5 separate regions of the Homo sapiens genome follow, and regions 1, 3, 4 and 5 are each linked to region 2. Evidence: chromatin contacts called from ENCODE Hi-C or POLR2A ChIA-PET data. All regions are on one chromosome and are shown on one strand. Each heading gives the region's core, a stretch centred on a gene start or an enhancer-like site at or near the end of the contact. The rest is flanking DNA. Distances are from core to core; before and after follow the strand shown.

The links. Hi-C counts contacts between places; a loop is a spot of excess contacts on that map. ChIA-PET counts read pairs that join two places held with the same protein, here RNA polymerase II (POLR2A). Pooled maps may share reads with other maps.
Region 1: a loop to region 2 is called in a map of prostate gland, with 2.3 times the contacts of the local background. The contact joins the promoter of LYPLAL1-AS1 here to the enhancer-like site in region 2. A Hi-C loop is called at or near these places in 8 of 168 maps with a recorded cell type or tissue (Caco-2, Calu3, MCF 10A and 5 more), 5 of 37 single-sample maps with no recorded cell type and 8 of 50 pooled maps. POLR2A ChIA-PET finds 5 or more read pairs at or near these places in 1 of 52 experiments (PC-9).
Region 3: a loop to region 2 is called in a map of PC-3, with 3 times the contacts of the local background. The contact joins two enhancer-like sites. A Hi-C loop is called at or near these places in 1 of 168 maps with a recorded cell type or tissue (PC-3). POLR2A ChIA-PET finds 5 or more read pairs at or near these places in 1 of 52 experiments (MCF 10A).
Region 4: a map of PC-3 shows a loop between it and region 2 (10-fold over the local background). The contact joins two enhancer-like sites. A Hi-C loop is called at or near these places in 3 of 168 maps with a recorded cell type or tissue (PC-3, endothelial cell of umbilical vein and mammary epithelial cell) and 1 of 50 pooled maps.
Region 5: a loop to region 2 is called in a map of PC-9, with 15 times the contacts of the local background. The contact joins two enhancer-like sites. A Hi-C loop is called at or near these places in 7 of 168 maps with a recorded cell type or tissue (Calu3, MCF 10A, PC-3 and 4 more), 1 of 37 single-sample maps with no recorded cell type and 3 of 50 pooled maps. POLR2A ChIA-PET finds 5 or more read pairs at or near these places in 2 of 52 experiments (PC-9 and activated CD8-positive, alpha-beta memory T cell).

Annotation. Positions count from the first base shown.
Region 1 is chr1:219,555,885-219,558,584 of GRCh38, reverse strand. LYPLAL1-AS1 (LYPLAL1 antisense RNA 1) reads left to right here and starts at 1,261. Exons shown (of 4, transcript NR_135822.1): 1 at 1,261-1,394. It overlaps LOC124904514 (a long non-coding RNA gene), which reads right to left. Exons shown (of 2, transcript XR_007066882.1): 2 at 878-1,392.
Region 2 is chr1:219,065,299-219,068,075 of GRCh38, reverse strand. No RefSeq gene overlaps it. Among named protein-coding and RNA genes, the nearest start is that of LYPLAL1-DT, 110 kb to the left of the region's middle. RefSeq lists a silencer at 1,463-1,663. Within about 2 kb of position 1,260, at least 5 of the 41 ENCODE cell types and tissues checked have a DNase peak (open chromatin) inside an H3K27ac peak, as active enhancers do; they include PC-3, PC-9, Panc1 and 1 more, where a contact is called at or near this core.
Region 3 is chr1:218,802,897-218,805,622 of GRCh38, reverse strand. No RefSeq gene overlaps it. Among named protein-coding and RNA genes, the nearest start is that of LINC01710, 110 kb to the left of the region's middle. Within about 2 kb of position 1,427, at least 2 of the 41 ENCODE cell types and tissues checked have a DNase peak (open chromatin) inside an H3K27ac peak, as active enhancers do; they include PC-3, where a contact is called at or near this core.
Region 4 is chr1:218,619,817-218,622,516 of GRCh38, reverse strand. No RefSeq gene overlaps it. Among named protein-coding and RNA genes, the nearest start is that of LINC02869, 110 kb to the right of the region's middle. RefSeq lists an enhancer at 153-652. Within about 2 kb of position 1,341, at least 4 of the 41 ENCODE cell types and tissues checked have a DNase peak (open chromatin) inside an H3K27ac peak, as active enhancers do; they include PC-3, where a contact is called at or near this core.
Region 5 is chr1:218,704,703-218,707,402 of GRCh38, reverse strand. All of the region lies in intron 3 of LOC105372924 (a long non-coding RNA gene), which reads left to right. Among named protein-coding and RNA genes, the nearest start is that of LINC02869, 200 kb to the right of the region's middle. Within about 2 kb of position 1,367, at least 9 of the 41 ENCODE cell types and tissues checked have a DNase peak (open chromatin) inside an H3K27ac peak, as active enhancers do; they include PC-3, PC-9, Panc1 and 1 more, where a contact is called at or near this core.

The DNA of each region.
Region 1 (2,700 bases), core at 12-2,511, 490 kb before region 2:
GTCCTTTCGTTGACTTTTTTTTTTTTTTTTTTTTGAGACGAAGTCTTGCTCTGTCACCCAGGCTGGAGTGCAGTGGCGCGATCTCGGCTCACTGCAAGCTCCGTCTCCCAGGCTCACTGCAAGCTCTGCCTCCCAGGTTCACGCCATTCTCCTGCCTCAGCCTCCCCAGTAGCTGGGACTACATCGTCGCATTCTTATATTGCTGAATCAATAATATCTGACAGAAATCGTCTAAGTCGACTGATGTTTTCAATGGAGGTGTCCTATCTCTTATACAACTTATGATGTGAACTTGAAAGGCCTAATGGGATATAGTAGCTACTGATAGCTCATATTTCAAGCAACCATGTACATAAAATCATCAGAATTTTAATTTTGCCATGTAATTCAGTGGAACATTTCTGTAATCGATGCTCATGTTAATGTTAGAGAAAAGCATTGCCTCATCTTGAAATACTTTCTAAACTTTCGAAGAAAGGTTAAATTATATTCAAGATTTGTGTAGTGTTGGATTTTTTTTTTGGTTATGCTCTTTGAAAATGGTTGATCTATTGCTTATATGTGCAATGAGTCTTTGTTTGTTTGTTGGTTGGTTTGTTTTTGACACATGGTCTTGCTCTGTCGCCCAGGCTGGAGTGCAGTGGCATAATCTCGGCTCACTGCAATCCCTGCCTCTCAAGCTCAAGCGATCTCCCACTCAGCCTCTCAAGTAGCTGGGACTACAAGCATGCACACCTCCACACCCAGCTAATTTTTGTATTTTTTTTGTAGAAATGGGGTTTCATCATATTGCCCAGGCTGGTCGCGAACTCCTGGGCTCAAGCAATCGGCCCACCTTGACCTCCCAAAGAGCTGAAATGAGAGGTGTGAGCCATTGTGCCCAGCCTGTGCAATGAGTCTTTATTGGAATAAATTAAATTACATATTTATATGGGGCTTCAAAACATCTTCCCATAACCTTGGTATTTGATCTTTGCAACTGCAACAATATAAGGCAGGAAGTGTCAGTTTCCCAGTTTCCCTGTAGAGGAAGAAGCATTGGCTTAGTACTGTGGTTTGAATGTCCTCTCCAAAACTCATGTTGAAACTTAATCCCCAATGTGGCAGTATTGAGAGGTGGGCCTTTACGAGGTGATTGGTTATGAGGGCTTGGCCTTCATGGATGGATTAATCCATTCTTCAATTAATGGGTTAATGGATTAATGAGTTATCATGGGAAGGGAACTGGTGGCTTATAAGAAGAGGAAGAGAGTGCTAAGTGGGCACATGGGAGCACCCTCAGCTCCCTCTCCATGGGATACCCTGTGGGGCACTTCAGAGTCCCCACCAGCAAGAAGGCTCTCTCTCACCAGATGTGCCCCCCGCCAACCTTGGATGTCTCAGTCTCCAGAACTGTAAGACATAAATTTTGTTTCTTATAAATTATCCAATTTCAGATAGTCTCTTATAAACATTCAAAAACAAACAAAGACATTTTGAGAGGATGAGTATCTTGCTCAAGGCCCTGTGATCACAAAGATGCAGGGCCAGTTGGGTACTCAGTCTTTATAGGGCCCCACAGTGCTTTAGAGGGGAAATAATAAGAACCCACCATTTTCTGACCACCCTAATTAATTGGGGATTTGCTCTGCTTTGGATACTATAAAAGATACCAGTACAGCTCATGGGATCAATGTCCTCTTCTTCGCTAGAGGAGTCCCTTGCTGTGATTCTCTTGGATACATTTTAGGACTTTCTTCCGTGTTTCTCAAATGCCATAGGAACGCATTTGCTTCCACTTTCTGCCCTATCCCACCGATCTCCTTCCTACCTCTCACACACATTTGAAAGGCTGAATGAGTCTACTAATGATTTTAGTGACTGAAATGCAATCTAATAGAATAATAGACTATTAATTAACATCAATAAATAATGTACTTTTGTTCAAGTTTACAGTTATAGTGGTTTATAGCTACCAGCACTTTACAGTTTACAAAAACCCTTTCCTTCATTAACATCTAAAAATAATCTCCTGTTGGATTGGATAGATCTGACTTTAGTTAAGCCTCATGATTTTAGCTTTCTGGAGTGGGGAGAGGGGCATATACTTTAGAATAAAACCATTTCAGTAAGGTGTGATGAAATTAAACTTAGGTCACGGTGTTTAGTTAACATCTCAGGAACACCACCACCAATGAAAAGCAAAGCCTTCTTCCTTTTAAATTAAATAATGAATAGTTGGATATTTTTGTTAGGAGCTGGTGGGTTAGGTAACTGCACTTATTTACATTTTAGAATTACAGGCTAAAGACTAATTAACTGGTTAGAGCATATGCAATGGACCGTGGCAGTCTGCAAAGATTAACAAATTAATTAGTTATTTCCATCCGTTACAATTTTATTCTTTTCCTTGGAAATGAGTGGCCTGTTGATTTCAGCCTTTAAAAGTTTCAGAGCAGGGCTGTTCATTCAGCTTTCTGAATGGCTGAATAGAACAATAAGATTGTGTAACAACTGGGACACGTCAGTGCCTTCGTCAGGGGATAATGTAAGCTATAGAAAGCCCTTTTCATCTTTTAGCAAGGGCCCATTATTCCTATGTATCTCTCTTCTCTGCTTTATGAAAAGGTTTGTACAGTAAATAATGACCAACTATGTAGTAGTTCTTTCTTCTTTTGCCAAGCTCTTTTTAGCTTTGGCAGCAATTTTGTTTTCCCTGTC
Region 2 (2,777 bases), core at 11-2,510:
AATCAAGCTGGTAGTTAGCTTTGTGCAAATAATATACCTTCTGCTTTACTAAATCATAGAGTTTTTAGATGAAATACATTCTGAGGAGATAGATGTGTTCATAATAGGTAGTCAAAAATAGGGTATGTTTTAAAAGGTAAAATGCTACTTTAAATACATAGGATTATTGAGAAAATTCAAAGAGATACTGTGTCCACTCAAAGCTTTTTTTAAAAAGAGAGATAATAATAAGACTATATTGATTTTATAAAATGGATGACTAAAGAGTAAAAATGAAGATTCTATAGTATTGACTCGACACAGCAGAGGAATCAAGATGGTCTCCCTGAACTCCTTTTATCTGATAATGTTCCATAGCACTTACCCCAAATCACCAAATTTTTAGCCAGTTTTTAAAAAACGAACTTTGACACTTGGCAAATTCATGAGGAAGACATGTATCCAGGTTTTATGGCCCAGCTCAACATTGGACTGTCTTGGGCCTAGCACTCTTTCGGCTCTTTAATTCTCTGAATAATGTCCGCCTATACAGCTGAGAGAAATTTGTCATCTTCTCAGTTGTTATAAGTCATCACTTTCATGCCCTACCTACAGCACATGTGAATTGTGGGGGCTTAAGGGAAAGTGCGCTTGTGCATGTCAAATTGCCTACAAGAATGGACATGGGGGTTGGAGGCAAGCCCTTTCCCACCTCTCCAAAGAGCAGCAGAGATGAGATTCCTATAGTTATTTATTGAACTTGGATTTTCAATCATTGCTGAGGTATAATCATGCCTTCTCTTGTTTTGTTTTTTTTCTTTTACAATTACAGTACTTCATTATTGCCACAGGGGGAACTGTTGGCTTAATTTTGCTTTGGAGACACTGCTGCTGAAATTATTAAGCTAATGATTTATGCCCTGTGTGATACAGCAATCTCTTGTGCTTAAAATGGTTACTATGTTTTGTTTACTGTTTATAACTACCAGTGGTTGTGCCACAAGAAACCTCTGCCAGCTTGCAGAGTTTATTTATCCCTGTGGATCTTTAGAAACCACTGATTAATATAGAAAAAATTTGAATGGTTTATATTAAAAAAATCCCATAAGCTATGAATTAAACCACTGTGCTCTGCTATATAGGAAGAAAAGTTAAGTGAGAATGAACAATGGATGTCAAAACCTACTGACTCTCATATTTGCTTCTGATTTTATCAAAGTGGAAAATATGAGTACTTTTCAGGAATACAGTGCTGTGACTCCATCAGTTTTGGGCAATGAGATCACCAGTATTTCCCCTTGGGTGCTGCACATTTTACCATATTAAGGAACCAATTTGCTTAGAGAAATGTTGCACATGTTTAAAGGCTGTTAAGTTTGATGGCTGGCAGAACTCTCCCATTTAGCCCTGAGGCTGGGCCTTCGTGAATGAAGGCTTTACAACTGGCCTGCATTTTTTGTTCTGAGGGCTTTTTGTAACCAAAAGCTTACACGGGGCAATCATAGGGCAGGGAGGGACATGGTTTGCAAGTGTTGATTTGTTTAAAATGGCAAAATGGTTCTTATACAATGTTTAAGTCTTGACACTGCTCTTTCACCAAGAGAAGCAAAGAAAATATCACTGTTGTTTTGGGCAGCTTTAGCCCAATTCCACACCTTCAGTCTTAAGCATCACTTGCTTACACTTCAAGTATACCTTCCTGCTGGTTTCTTAACCTCATCAGTTCTTTTGGCTTGGTTTTGACTTCAAACTAGTTCTCCACCTCTCTCTTTTGGACAGCTCCACATTTCTGTTCCTCCTCTGATCAGCCAGTTCTGATTATTCCCAGGGCACCTTTTCTCTATGGTCTCAAGTGATTCAGTCAAACAAAGAGTACCCTTCCCTGAGCAGACCTTGGCCATCACACACAACCAGCCATCCCAAGTACAAGACAATGCTGACATTTTTGCAACAAAGCTGAATGTAACGCTAAAACTTTTCTCAGTCAGGGATCTGTAAATGTGATGAATGTAGACAACTCTGCCTAAAAGACAGAACTTGAGCAATTCAGTTTCTAAGCAGGAAAGTGAGGGACAGACCTTAATTATGGGAACAAAACTGTCCTTATGTTTTAATTTCATAATTTGAGCATCTGTATATAGCTTTAGCCACAGATATTCCCTTTATATCAGACTTCCTGTACTAAAGTGCTGTCAGACATTTAAGAGGAAGATATGGGTAGATGGTTAAAACACCAAAGAATAATAACATCTGTTTTATTTCTCCTCAGAACCCATTAATTTTCTTCACAAAGATGCACACTTTGGACATAAAGAATATTTATGATATTACAGTGTGTGGGAGTATGGAAAACATATTAGCCAAGTGGCAACTTTAATTAAGTATACCTGCCTAATTTCATAGGGGTTTTCATTCAGTATGTGTTTTCATCTAGAGCCTTAGAACACTTCCCTCTTGTGTTAGAAAAATGAAATTAAAGAAACAGAAACTCTGATGTAATTTAATTTAAATTACATCAGAATTACACTAAATGTTTTTTGATGAATTCTGTTTAAATTTTAACACAAATTTAGAAACTAAAACCTATACAGCTTAAGTGTCTTGCAGATTATTTTTAAAAACTCAAAAAATGTAATTTAATTACAGATCTTTAAGTCACAAAATCTAAAACCAGTGTGGTATATGATTTGAAATTTCATACTAACCACAAAACAGATTAAAATATAATGCTTAATAAACATGGCAGGCAAAATATCTATGATATGTAAAATTTTATAATATGAAAAATTCTAAGCTAT
Region 3 (2,726 bases), core at 178-2,677, 260 kb after region 2:
CCAGAACAAATTAGAACAGAAGGACTGAGGGTTCCAAGATATGTCTTTAAGAAGAATAATGTGACAGAAAGATAACTTGTCTTGTTTGACCATATTGAAAGATGGTTTAAATTTTTGGCAGAGATTTTGGGATTACATTTGAACATAATGTTCTATATTCTAGTAAAAGAATAAATAATCAAATGTGTGATGTAACTATTTTGGGAAGATGAAAACTAAGAAAATGAGTTGTAAATTAGATAAAAGATTTAATGCCTCATCTTTCAAAGTAGAGACTAAAAAAATAGAGAAATGACCATACATCCAAACATCCTTATTATTTTCAAATATAAGACAAATACCGTAGGAAATATCTAAAGGGGGCGAAAGTGGTTTCCTCTGATGAGCAGTAAACATGCAGGATCTGGAAAAACATAGAAAACTATTGTTCTTCATTATACTACTTATATTTATCTTTTTCTAATCCATGTCTAAATATTATTTCAATAAAATAAAGCTTTGATTTTTAAAGAGTTAATATAATAAGCCTATATTTTATAAAATAAATTAAAAAGCTAAAAAAAGAAAATTATAGAAAGAATACAACCAACATGAAAAGAAATAGAAAATTCTGAAAAAATTGAGAATAGGACTAAGGAATGGTGGAACCCAAATTATAAGAGGCCAAGAGGTAAATAGGAGATTAGAAAGTTTGAAAATGAGCTGAGCAGGTAGGCATTCAATTATTGTTCATTTTTCATGTGAAAGATTAGGGTTTGGAAAGAGATGGTGAGGACAGAATGTCTAAATGGCAGGCTATAAGATGTAAAAGAGAATTTTTTAATGGTATGGAAGACTGTAATACATTATTCCTGGGGAGAAACAAACAAGAACAAAAAAATTGAAAGTTCACACACAAAAAATGAATTATTTACCTATTAAGGTAACAAACTAGTGGTTTCACAGCAGGCAGATAAACCAGACAATTAATTCCTTCAGGCATATGATATCATTGCCATATGCTAAGCTAGGGGTTAGGGTGAGTATGAAACACATATGAGTAAAATGACATCTCTGGCCTCAGGCTACTCACAATCTTAAATTCTTATAGCCTGATGGAAAGAGAGAGAAAAGTCTAAAGTGCCAGCTTTGCACTTAGGAGGCAGTTAATGATTTTCTCTTTGATACACTGGGGCACAAAATCACAAATATCTGGAAATACTACATTGGATCAAGCTGCTGGCCTGGCATTTATTTTAATACTGGAAATGAATTATTGGAGAATGTAAAAGTTGCTTTCCATGAAGTCATCAACAAAAGTTAGGAATGTGCCCAGAATAGTCTTAGCTTCCCTTCTTATGCCTCCTTCTTCAATTCTGCCCAGTGTTTCTTTTCTCCACCCTAAACTATTTCTGGCAAAAGGAAAAATCAATGAAGATGAGTAACAACCAGAACCATCATCCTTTTACTTCCAGAAAATGACAAATGATGTAGTCAGCCTTTTCAGAAAAGTACTATAATGTAGAGAGAGGATCTGTTCTAGGTTGTATGTAAATAGTCCATTTTGGAGTATAAATTCCTGGGTTTTAATTACATTTTTGTTATGTCTTCAATTGTCATCTCTTTGCTGAAGACTACTTAAAGTTGTCGTTTTGTCCCCAATTTTCCCTGGGTTCTTGCAAAGTCTGTCTAGAGATATAACAATTTATTTTCTATCTCTGAGGTAGTGGACCTCACACTTTATTTCTCTGTTGCATAATTCACTTTATCAAAATATCCAAATCCCCACTTGATAGCTATATGGGCCCATCTTCCAGGATTACCACTAGATACAATAAATGAGTCAGGGAGCCCCAGAATCCTGACACATGTATGTATCATAAACCCAGTGTTGGAAATTATATGTGTAGCTTAATTTAAAAAAATTTTTTGAAAAACAGCATAATTTAAGGATGTAGGAATAACCAGATAAGTTTCAGAATCAAATTGTCCAAATCAGGGGTCACCAAACTTTTTCTCTTAAAGGGCCAGATAATAACTATTGTCATCTTTTCAGGCCACACAGCCAGAGTTACAACTACGTAACTCTATCCTGTAGCAGGAAATTAGCCACAGACAATATATAAACAAATAGGTATGAGTGCGTGCCAATGAAACATTTATTGTGAATATTTGATTCTCATGTAATTGCATATCAAAAAATCTTCTTTTGATTTTTTAATGTAAAAACTTAAAAACTATTTTTAGCATATAGGCTGTATAAAAACACCCTATGATGGCAACAAAGCTCCTTGAGATTCAAGAGAAAGCTGAAACTCAGTCCAAGTAATCCAATAAAATGATGCAAGAGCTGAAAAGTAAAATAGCCATTTTAAGAAAGAATTGAACTAATCTTCTAGAGCTGAAAATCTCCCTACAAGAATGTTATAATACAATCAAAGTATTAACAACAGAAGAGACCAAGCTGAGGAAAGAATCTCAGAGCCTGATTCAGAACTGATGTTATTCGAATCAACTCAGAAAAAAATAAAGAAAAAAGCGTTTTTAAAAAATTAACAAAACCTCCAAAAATATGGGATTATGTACAGAGACCAAACCTATCACTTACTGGCATACCAGAAAGAGAAGGAGAGAGAGCAGGCAACTTGGAAAACATACTTAAGGATATTGTCCACTAAAATTTCCCAAGCCTCGCTAGAAAGATTGACATGCAAATTTAGGAAACTCAGAGAAACCCTGCAAGAAAC
Region 4 (2,700 bases), core at 92-2,591, 450 kb after region 2:
AGCCACATTTCACACTTTTTATGCCATAATACCCCATTAAACTATAGCATAGCATTTTTCATAATTCCATGCTTAATTTACTGGATTTATCATTTGGATAGCCAGTTGTTTTTTTTTTTCAAGCATCATCATTAATGATCACCAGTCAACTTGATTCAGTCATTTGAAAAGCCAGATTTCTATGCATAAACCTGTGTATTTGTAAAGTCAAAATAATTCATTTAAAAGTTACAATTTAACTGCTAGTGATTGTCATTTTGGAGATGGGAAAATAAATAGTGTTTAACTAAAGCTAGTCCTTGAGTTTTTCTCACATATATGAAAGTCATTTTAACCAAAGGAACTAATGTAATTTATATTTATAGTCACAGTCTAATGTACAGCTGATTAAGAAAGTTAGTCTTCAATTGAGGCTATAAAAAATTTTTCTCTTGTTAAAGAATCTTACTGCTTAAGTAATCTTTTGTTTGTTTGTTTGTTTGTTTGTTTGTTTGTTTGTTTTTGTGACGGAGTCTCGCTCTGTCGCCCAGGCTGGAGTGCAGTGGCTCAATCTCGTCTCACTGCAAGCTCCGCCTCCCAGGTTCACGCCATTCTCCTGCCTCAGCCTCCCGAGTAGCTGGGACTACAGGCGCCTGCCACCACTCCCGCCTAATTTTTTTTGTATTTCTAGTAGAGACGGGGTTTCACCCTGTTAGCCAGGATGGTCTCCATCTCCTGACCACGTGATCCACCCGCCTCGGCCTCCCAAAGTGCTGGGATTACAGGCGTGAGCCACCGCGCCCAGCCTACTTACGTAATTCTTATCATCAATGAATCTCACTTAGGTTATGAACAACATCAAGATTAAATTGGATTCAAATCAGTCACAAAAAAGGTGAAGGTTATTTTCATTTAAGTCAATACAAAAAAATGCATTTTGTTTTCCATATGACTTTGTTAGCCAATCAAGCTAATCAAAGCAAGCATGCTGGGTTTTGTTACAGAATATATAGCTTCAATCCAAAGTAATCTTGAAAAAGCCATCACTCGCAATGGTTATTTGCTGATCTGCAGGCAGAAGGATCAGCTGACTGCCTGAATTTTTTACTTTTCAGCTAGCTGATTTTATAGAGTTTGTTCCACTCAAGATGGCTTTATAATAAAAGCAAATGTGAGAAAGTCCTCAGTTGACATGCTGGGGATATTGACTTGGTGCCTACAACAGCAGCAGTGACCTTTGGGCAGGCCTGCCCTCACGATCAGAACCTCCCACCCAGGACCCTTCACTGTGAACCCAGAGTCACCCTGGAAGTGGAAAGATGACCCCAGCTCCCAGGTGGAAAGCAAAAGGCAGTGACTAGGAGAACAGAAGGTCCTCAGTGAAAAGGCTTAGTCACACTCAATGTCAACAATATGGGAGCCAAAACAAAGTCATATTAGAAAATAAAAAAGGAAGTGAGCAGTAATAGAAAGTTATGAAAGTCCCACCAGTTTTGTCTTTTCTTCCATTGGAATCCATGTGATATCTAACTAGGGTGGTTATGATAGCCACTTATAGATTCTATTTAAAAGAATTATGTGTTGGCATACTCATATAAATAAATGTACAGTTATAATCACTTAGAATAAATATAGTCTTAACGTGAAACAGAGGATTGATACTTTCATCTCATGTTTGTAGTCTTTCATTAATCAGGGTATTGACAGTGATGTTTGAAAGAAAAGTTATATGACCACCCAGGATAAGAAATATCAATGTAAATAATCTTTGTCTTGTCAGTGAATTTTTCAAGTATCAGCTTGTAATCACCAATCCTATCTTCTACTTATGAAAGATTTCAGAATTGCTTTAAAGGTAAAACAGAGGCAAGTCATTGATTTTTATCAGCGCTCAACAGATTTACCTAAAAGATGCATAGATTGTCATGCAAAATCTGAAATATTGGCTCATATTTTTAGGCCTCTATAAGTGGAATAATTGTTGGAATGCAAAGTGGTTACCTTCCAGAAAAGAGCCTCACTGAGCACCTAATCCAGATGAATTAAACTGAAAAAATTGACTCAAACTGAATTGAATTGAATCCTATCGAAAACACCAGCAGAAAAAGAAAGAGTGAGACCACATCACAGCTGCTTATCAGAAAATAATGGCAAGTTGCAATGTCAACAAGATATTATTATTCAAAACCATCAACAAATCAACATTCACAGGGTAGGAGAGAGGGGCAACAGAAAAATAACCCACTCAAAAATATCTCCCTCAAAAATATCTTAAACCCTACTGTTAATTAATGAGTCAGGACTGTTGATTCCAAGTATCAAAAAAAACTTAAGTCGACCTAGTTCAAGCTCCACCCCAACTGCCAAAAAAGTAGGGTGGAAATTGGTGCCTTACAGTTCACCATAACTGAGATGCCTGCCTATCCCAATTCACACGTCTATTCCTGGCACTGATGGGAGAAATGTGGTTCTACATAAGGAAGGGATTATGTGAATAACACATACACACCACACACGTGAGTGCACACACACACACATGCACACATACACACACCATTTGCACAGTATGTTTAAATCTAATTTCAGTTGTAGTTAATTTGGCTTGAAGGAGTCATAATGTCAAACCAGAGCTGTCTCTCCATCTCACAGCTCTTCTCACTATGTGTTGACTTTATCATTATTGTTTTTTGACTGCAGAGGAGCTTCTTCTACAGGCCAACA
Region 5 (2,700 bases), core at 118-2,617, 360 kb after region 2:
CCTTGCATTTCAGCCTTCAATTCAAATGTCACTTCCTTCATAAAGTGGCACAAAATGTGGCATCTGGACTCTTGGATCAGCATGAAAGGGGATACTTTGGGGGTTTTCTACCAAGTTCCATGGACAGGATGCCTGGTCTGTAATGGGTAGCCCTACACGGCAAATATGGCATTCAGCTTTGCATCATTATAAATTAAAAATGCAATTTATGAAACGAGTCTTTTGCTAAGGATAGGTTGGTTTATGAAGTACCATCATGGCCTATCATCAGAAGGTCTCAAAATGGCCATGCCTTTATCTTATTATTTTCTTTCAGTATAAATTTGAACTTTCATTGTACCAATGGGTATAATAAATACCTCCCATCTGAGGGTGTACTAGCCTAAATCAGTGTCAGAAAGATGACCTCAAATTCCTAGAGCCTCTACCATAGATGTGAAATTCTAAATACAAAGTTTCTGGGTTTTTTTCCCCCCCTTTCAGGAAAGAACTCCCATTTCACTTTCCTCAGCAGTGGAATAAGTGGCTCAAAACAGCAACTACTGATGAAAACTCAATTTCCAAATACATTCCATGGCTTATTTGTGGACGGAAATGTTCTTTACCTTTTGAACTTTCAGATAGCTGGCAAAAGTAAATGCGCAAGCCTTTTTTTGTTGTTGTTAATTAAACAGGAAAAAATATCACACCCTGGCTTGGCTAGTAACCAAAGTCAGGGGTTTCTGAAGAATCACTTCACAGATGGGAGGCTGGATGACAGATACAAAGACCAGGCATGGTGCTCATAAAGGTGACACTCTTGGTATCTTCCTAGAAACCAGCAGAAGCCAGAGCTTCTGGAAGGGAGTGATGAGGAGGAGTGTAAACGATTCATTTACTCTGTGTATCATAACCTTGCACCTTATTGACTATAAATCAGAATCGTTTGAAAAATCACCACATCCCTTTTCTGTCTGGGCCTGTGAAATTGCTTCCTTTAATCCAGCAGAGAGATGCCTGTGGTTTCAGAGCTCTGGGATGTTCCATTCCATGTGCCACATGCATGTGGTTAGTTAATGACCTGGGTGTCTACTGAGGTTTGTGACCACGGATTGTTGCAAAGCTCTACCTGACTCCATTCTTCTCCTGGAGAAGATGAGAACATTCTTACCATATTAGTCATGCCAAGCCTCCACTTTTTTTGAATACACAGGAAATGTTTCTCTCCAACAGCACATAATTTGGCCAATAGCAGCTTCCTAGGTTCGGAGCAACTTCACCACCTATCATGAGTTCTCCAAGATAAAGTTTGTAGTAACAGTTTTAGCGGTGGAAATGTCACCAAGTTGCATAAACTCAAGACATGCTTTGGCATTCAGTCACTCTGCAAATATTTATTGAACAGAGTTCACTGGGGTCAATAGGATGAAGTGGATAGCAGTTATTTCTCCTCCCTAGAATTTCCCCATGACACACACCAAGTCACACAGGCACTATTTTGTTCTTAAAGGAGTATTTTAATATTGAATTATGGGCAGCAGTGCGAGCAGCACCACTCTTCTTATATTAAAGAGATGAAGATTAGAATGGCCACAAAGTTGGACATGAGATCCAGATGGTGCTATTTGGGGGCTGAAATGTACCCCCATGGCATCAGGACAAACAACTGCCAAAGCCAAGCTCCCAGTGCTAATGAATTTGTAAACAAGATCATGCACAGTCCTCCTAATTAATATTTTGTCATTTGGAACCTGACTATAGCCTGCCAGACAGGAAATCCAAGTCTGAAGCCATCTACATAATTCAAAAGAGCCAGTTAAAAAAACAGAAGGTAGAGGAAAGAGGTGTCATAGTCCACACAAAGCCAGTCAGTTTGTTACTGGGTAAAAATTGGTGAGTCATCTGTGACGGTCAGTTTTAGGTGTCAACTTGGCCAGGCTATGGTACCCAGTTATTCAGGCAGACACTAATCGAGGTGATGCTATAAAGCTATATGGTAGATATGATGCTGTAAATGTATTTGGTAGTCATCTACACTCAAGTTGACTTTATGTGAATGAAATTATCCTAGATTTTCTGGGTGGAAATGATCCAATTAGTTGAAAGGCCTTAAGAACAGCACTGAGGTCTCTCTGAAGAAGTTCTACCTGTGGACTGGAGCATCAGCTCCTGCTCAGGAGTTTCTAGCTTGCTCTATGGATTTAGAACTTGGAAATTTTTCTGTTTTGTTCACTATTGTATCCCTAGTACCGGCCCAATAGGCAATCCATTAATATCTATTGAATGAATGAATACATGAGCTTAATTCCATGGTAAAGTCAGCCAAGTATGTGAGGTGGTATTATTTAGATAAAACAGTTGACGTCCTAAATTTTAATTTTCTGCCAGTTTCCCCCGCTCTCACACACACACACACAGATACTCTCTCAAATGTACTCACTTGTGATCAAACCTTGTTCAGTCTTTCTCCCCCTCTACTTTTCTGCACAGTGGACATATTGGTCACATTTTCCCTATTGAGAACCTCTCTTCTTTCATAATTCTGTGCTGCTCATCCAACAAACTCCATCTCTACAGTTACCTTTTCTATGAATTATTCTAAGATTTCCTTAATAGAAGTTGTCTTGGTATCTCCTGAAAGCCTCAAAGCATGTGTCATCTCTGCTGTTCATGGGACACATAGCATTGATTGCCTCCTTCTGCAACTACATATCTAATAGA